2 separate regions of the Homo sapiens genome follow, and region 2 is linked to region 1. A link is a contact called in ENCODE Hi-C data. All regions are on one chromosome and are shown on one strand. Each heading gives the region's core, a stretch centred on a gene start or an enhancer-like site at or near the end of the contact. The rest is flanking DNA. Distances are from core to core; before and after follow the strand shown. Region 1 overlaps CDK14 (cyclin dependent kinase 14). Region 2 overlaps CDK14 (cyclin dependent kinase 14).

Evidence for each region. Hi-C counts contacts between places; a loop is a spot of excess contacts on that map. Pooled maps may share reads with other maps.
Region 2: a loop to region 1 is called in a map with no recorded cell type, with 4 times the contacts of the local background. The contact joins two enhancer-like sites. A Hi-C loop is called at or near these places in 8 of 37 single-sample maps with no recorded cell type and 5 of 50 pooled maps.

Annotation. Positions count from the first base shown.
Region 1 is chr7:90,776,198-90,779,111 of GRCh38, forward strand. The region is part of intron 4 of CDK14 (cyclin dependent kinase 14); the gene reads left to right. Among named protein-coding and RNA genes, the nearest start is that of CDK14, 180 kb to the left of the region's middle. RefSeq lists an enhancer at 915-974. Within about 2 kb of position 1,479, at least 4 of the 41 ENCODE cell types and tissues checked have a DNase peak (open chromatin) inside an H3K27ac peak, as active enhancers do.
Region 2 is chr7:90,815,237-90,818,150 of GRCh38, forward strand. All of the region lies in intron 5 of CDK14 (cyclin dependent kinase 14), which reads left to right. Among named protein-coding and RNA genes, the nearest start is that of CDK14, 220 kb to the left of the region's middle. Within about 2 kb of position 1,480, at least 5 of the 41 ENCODE cell types and tissues checked have a DNase peak (open chromatin) inside an H3K27ac peak, as active enhancers do.

The DNA of each region.
Region 1 (2,914 bases), core at 229-2,728:
TTGATAACTTTGCCTTACTTTTGTTTAGAATTTTTCCTTCTTTCATCATTCATTTTGGTTGCTTGGTACTTTCCTGTCTTCTCTGTTAGCTGGTAATCTCCTCAAGGGCTGTATGCATGTTATTTCTTGCTCCACCTGGAACAATTCCTTGCATCTAGGAAGTATTTCTCTTCAAAGTCCTGAGAAGTATACAACCCATAGCCCTAAAACTCCAGAAGGTTAATGTATTAAAATGGATGATTAAAGTCTCTCAAAACCGAACAATCAAACATCAAAGCAGATAAGCACAAGTCATCTCAATGAGAGAAGTGGAAGAATTAGAAACCGAGTGTGAGCTCGGCTTTAAAGTTCACACACACAGGGGTCATGGGGATAGAAAGGTCACAGAAGAAGTGCAAGCACTCACCTCCTGATATCATTGTTTCCAGGGAGAGTTAGTTTCAGGCATGAAAGTGCAGAACAAATGTAGATGTGAATTAAATTAACAAATGTCTTAGGACATTTGATAGTACTTTGGTTCTCTTTGGAGTTCTGATTGAAGACTTGAGATGACTGTTGCACAGAATTTTAAAGAAATTTGGAGTTGAAACTGTTTCATCACTGTCCGTGATCTTTGAGGATCTATGAAAAATTGGAGAGGCATTAGCAGTCTTGAGATGTCCAAACCTTTACAGAAGACGATAAATCTATGAACCAGAACCGAAGGAAATGGTGTGACATTCCCCTTGCACGCTCTTCTTGTTCCCCCTTCTCTAATGAAAATACTGTTCCGATGGTTTCTCAACAATTAGAAAGCAAAATAGTGACACGAAGTTAGTTAAAAAAAAAAAAAAAGTCATACTTAAATAACCTTAATTCCTTGTTTGGATCAGATTTTTAAGCTAGTAGACTTGCAGAACACTGTAGCTATTATATATCTGCTTATTTTAAAAATGTTGCTAAATGTTCCCAGTTATGTTCTGGTAGATAAGAGGATCATAGGCAGTTGGATGATGTGCTGTTGCTGGTGGTGGATCTAAAACAGGCTGTTCAGCTATACCTGAGAGTAGTAAGTTTTCCAGTAAGGTGCTGTTTCAGTATCTCTTTTACGTGGTAAGGACTTGGCTCATTTGTTTACCACTGAGCTTTCAACTATGAGGACACTCAAAATAGTTGAAAAACTTTTGAATGTTTATAGTAAAAAGGCGACTTCAGTTTTGGAGAGACCAGGCAAAGGAAGAGAGGCAGTGAGAAGCTGGTGTTGGAACCTGAAGGTTTAACACAATGATTTTCAGTCCTGGTTGCACGTTAGAATCACTGCGGGTGTTTTTACAAATACAGATGCTAGGACTTTACCCCACACCAGTTAAATCAGGGGCAGAGCTAGGCATTGTTGTTTCAAATCTCCTCTGGTGATTCTGATATGTAGCCAAGGTTGAGGACCTGTACCTTGTCATCTGTGCAGCTGCAAAAGCTCGGCCCATCCCTCTCCATGCTTTGCCTAGTGCACATAGGGGCAGCTGTGCCGAGCAGCAGCCAAAACAGTAGCCTCTATTCCACTGCTTCCAAGAGACTGCCAGGATGGAATCCTCTGTGCCTCACATCACTGTGTCATATCCCAGGCACTATCCAAAGTAAAAAAACTCCCTGATCATCCACTATGCCTCAGACTGCACCCTCATATTTCTTCTTCCCTTTTGTTTTTAACCATTTGCAAGTATCATGTTTCTTAATGTGTGCCCCACACTGTCCCTTTCCTCCATCCTTTAGGCTCTTTCCATGTGTTCTAGATATAGAACATCATTCTCTGATCAGGAAATTCCTACATATTTTCTACCTCTTCTCTGAGTGTTTACTTCTGCTTTAACAGAAAACTGGCTGTCTCTTGCAGTCCCCCAAGTAACTCATAAATTTATATGTCTGGCCTAGATTTTTCTACTGAGATCCAGACTCATAAATACCAATGCTTCCTTTATGTCTCCAGTTGGATGTTCCCAGACTAAGATCTTTTTCCCAAACAGAACTCTTGATACATTTTGTCTAAATCTTTCATCCTTTAATTTCACTCATTTCAGTAAATGATACCTACATCCACTTAGATGCTAAAATCAGGAAGTAATGGAGTCATCCTTTATAATTTCCGTATCCCAATTCAGTTTATCCTAACAGCCTGTTTGTTCTGTCTTCAAAATACCATTTTCCTTTTTTCCCATTGCTCTTACCAGTACCCTGGTGAGAATAGCCACCAAGTTTCACCCAGAGCCCCACAACAGCTTTCTGACTGCCCTTCCGGCTCCCACTGTGTGCTCCTGCAGGAATTCTCCACACCATAGCGAGTGAGCTGCAGACACAGAAGTTAATCATGCTGTTACCCTTCTTAAGATCTTTCAGTGTTTTTTGTATCAGTCCTTTATGCAGCCCAGAAGGCCCTTCGTGATCTGGCTCCTGTCCTCTCTAGCTCTTCCACCCACACCTCACTAGCTCTATCCTTCTTCCCCCATTTTTTCTTTCCCTTCCTCCTTCTCTTCTTTATTTTTGTTTAACACATCACATTCTCACCCTCTGAGCTTTTGTGCAGGTTGTTCCATCTGCCTGGAATGTTCTTGGTTTATTCTTTTATCTTCCTTTTTTCAGCTTAATCCTTTCCTGTGGAATGTAAAAATTGACCGACCTTCCTTCCTTCCTTCCTTCCTTCCTTCCTTCCTTCCTTCCTTCCTTCCTTCTTTTCTCTCTCCTCTCTCTTTTCTCTCTTTCTTTTCTTTCTCTCTTCTTTTCTCTTTTTTAAGACATGGGCAACTGGACACGGTGGCTCACGTCTGTAATCCCAGCACTTTGGTAGGCCGAGGGGTGGATCATAGTGAGTTCAGGTGTTCGAGACCAGCCTGGCCAACATGGTGAAACCCCGTCTCTACTACAGATACAAAAAATTAGCTGG
Region 2 (2,914 bases), core at 230-2,729, 39 kb after region 1:
AACTAAACCAGAGTGCAGTTTGTGTTTCAATATAATTTAAGCAGTAATGAAAATGGCCATATCAACAAACATATGAAAAAAAGCTCATCATCACTGGTCATTATATAAATGTAAATCAAAACCACTATGAGATATCATCTCATGCCAGTTAGAATGGCAATCATTAAAAAGTCAGGGAACAACAGATGCTGGTGAGGCTGTGGAGAAATAGGAACACTTTTACACTATTGGTGGAGTGTAAATTAGTTCAACCATTGTGGAATGCAGTATGGCAATTCCTCAAGGACCTAGAACCGGAAATAACATTTGACCCAGCAGTCCCATTACTGGGTATATACCCAAAGGATTATAAATCATTTTACTATAAAGACACATACACACATATGTTTATTGTGGCATTATTCACAATAGCAAAGACTTGGAACCAATCCAAATGCCCATCAACGATAGACTGGATAAAGAAAATGTGGCACATGTATACCATGGAATACTATGCAGCCATAAAAAAGAATGAGTTCATGTCTTTTGCAGGGACATGGATGAAGCTGGAAGCCATCATTCTCAGCAAACTAACACAGAAACAGAAAACCAAACACTGCATGTTCTCACTCATAAGTGGGAGTTGAACAATGAGAACACATGGACACAGGGAGGGTAACTTCACACACTGGGGCCTTTCCGGGGATGGGGGGTAAGGGGAGGGGGAGAATCAGGACAAACACCTAATGCATGCGGGGCTTAAGACCTAGAAGATGGGTTGATAGGTGCAGCAAACCACCATGGCACGTGTATGCCTATGTAACAAACCTGCATGTTCTATACATGTATCCCAGAACTTAAAATTTTTTTAAAAAAAGGGCCATAGTGGTTTCTGAATGAAAAGAGTTAGAGATCACTGATGTGGTCATGGCAGACATGGGATTTGGGCTGAGCCTTCAAACGTAGATAAAATTCCTATAAACATAAATGAACAGAGAAAGACATAACTGCCAGGGCAGCTGGCTGGAGTAGGACTAGTACTTCCACTCCACATCAACCAACACCACCACCAGTTTGGCTGGCATAGAGAGAATTAAATATCTTGCTAGTAGGGTGTGTGGGTTGCTCCTGAAAGTTTTCTAATGAAAACTCGAGCTGCTCAGATGTTCACTGTTATTCTACTAAAAAGATAATCTGGGTATTGTTCTGTGCGGTGTCAGTTTCTAGGACTTATTTTCTTTATACTTGTTGTTTGTTACTATTCCTTTTGTTACTTTGGCATGAATTTAATTATTGACACTGGATCATTAATGTGGCCAGGGCATTTGGGATGATTGGTCAGGAGACCCAGGGATCTGTAAGAAAATGTCATCCTGGGAAAGAGGAGATATAACAAGATATTGAAGATTGTGTCCAGTTCAGGGATATTAGTAAATTCTGAGAAAGATTTGAGTATCTTCAGCGAGGGTGAGTTTGAGGTTGATAGGACTACGTACAGAAACAGGGAAGTCAGACGTGGCAACAGTTTTAGGGCCAAAGTGACTGAATTCATGTGGTATGTACTGAAACTGAGGTGATAACCATTTATCCCAGTAAATCACTGAATCTGAGGATATAAAAGCTGAAAAGAGCATTAGTGGTGATGTAATCTGTTCCCACCATTTTACAAGAGAACAAGTGAGTCCTAGAGCGAGTAGGTAGTTTGAACTACCAAGATCAGGAGTGAAAGTCGTATGAGTCATCACTGCAGAGAAGATGGTCAGAGATCTGGCAGTGAATCACTTAGTTAAAATACAGCTCTCACCACAGATTATATCTGATCTTGGTGTGAAGTGCCAAAAAACACGTCATTCAGATCTCTCTGTATTTTATATTTTCTCCTGACATTTTGGAATGTGGTGGAACTCTTCAAAAGACTATCAAATAATTCCTATTTTAATTTTATAAAAGGAAAATTAATAGCATATGTGGGGAAAATGTACCATATAGTACATTGTGGGAAAAGTGTAGAAGTAGAGAATTAAGGGAAATTTTAGTATGGGTCATTTATATATTTTGGACACATGCCATTTCAGTCAAGTCCTTGAGTATACCCGTAAGAATCGAATTGATAATCGTACTTTTAAAAACCCTAGCAACCTGAACAGGACCCAAGAAATAGAATTAAAGAAAATAATAAGCCAGAACTTGGCGGTGGTTCTGTTATCTGTGAGCTTGACACTCTTTCCTTTTTGTCCTAAAGTTTCAGACTGGAATGGGCAGGAATCAACAGCAGGGGTCAGTTTTAATGATGCTAACTTGGTGTAACAAAATTATTTAGGATTATAAAATTTTCTTGATAGAGACTGAGATTAGTTTTTCTGTAGGAATTTTTGTTTGTTTGTTTGTTTTAAGAATTGATCCAGTTTCTGTGATGAACAGCAGATTGGTGGAGCTGGCTTATTTAGAATGACCTGTGTAATATTTTTTAAAAGTTCTAAATGCATAGTAGTCTCTTAGTAAGTGGTTGTCTCTGTTGTTACTTTCTAAATGCCTTTGATTAAATTGTAAGATTGTAAGCCGTTAGGAAGCAGTTCAACATTTCTACTCTCAGGGACTTCCAAGGTTGATTTGGATCTGGAGTAGCTCTTCTCCTCTGCCTGTTTTATGTTAATACATTTGGATTATTCCGGATGGTTCATGGTGGGTAAGGGAACCAATCTCCCACCATCTACCCTTTCTAACCAGCAGACTGTAAGCCCACAGAATTGATTACCAGACAGATTCACACCTAAGCCCATCTGACTCTTAAAGCACAGCTCTTAACACTAGGAAGTGCTGCTTCCCGGAGGCAGGATTATAGAAGTTAAGACTTAACCCTGAAGTGATTTGCTAGTTGATTGGCCAGGAGCTGCAGACTGTTACCCCAACTCCTGCTCCAGATTTCCTTTCTTAG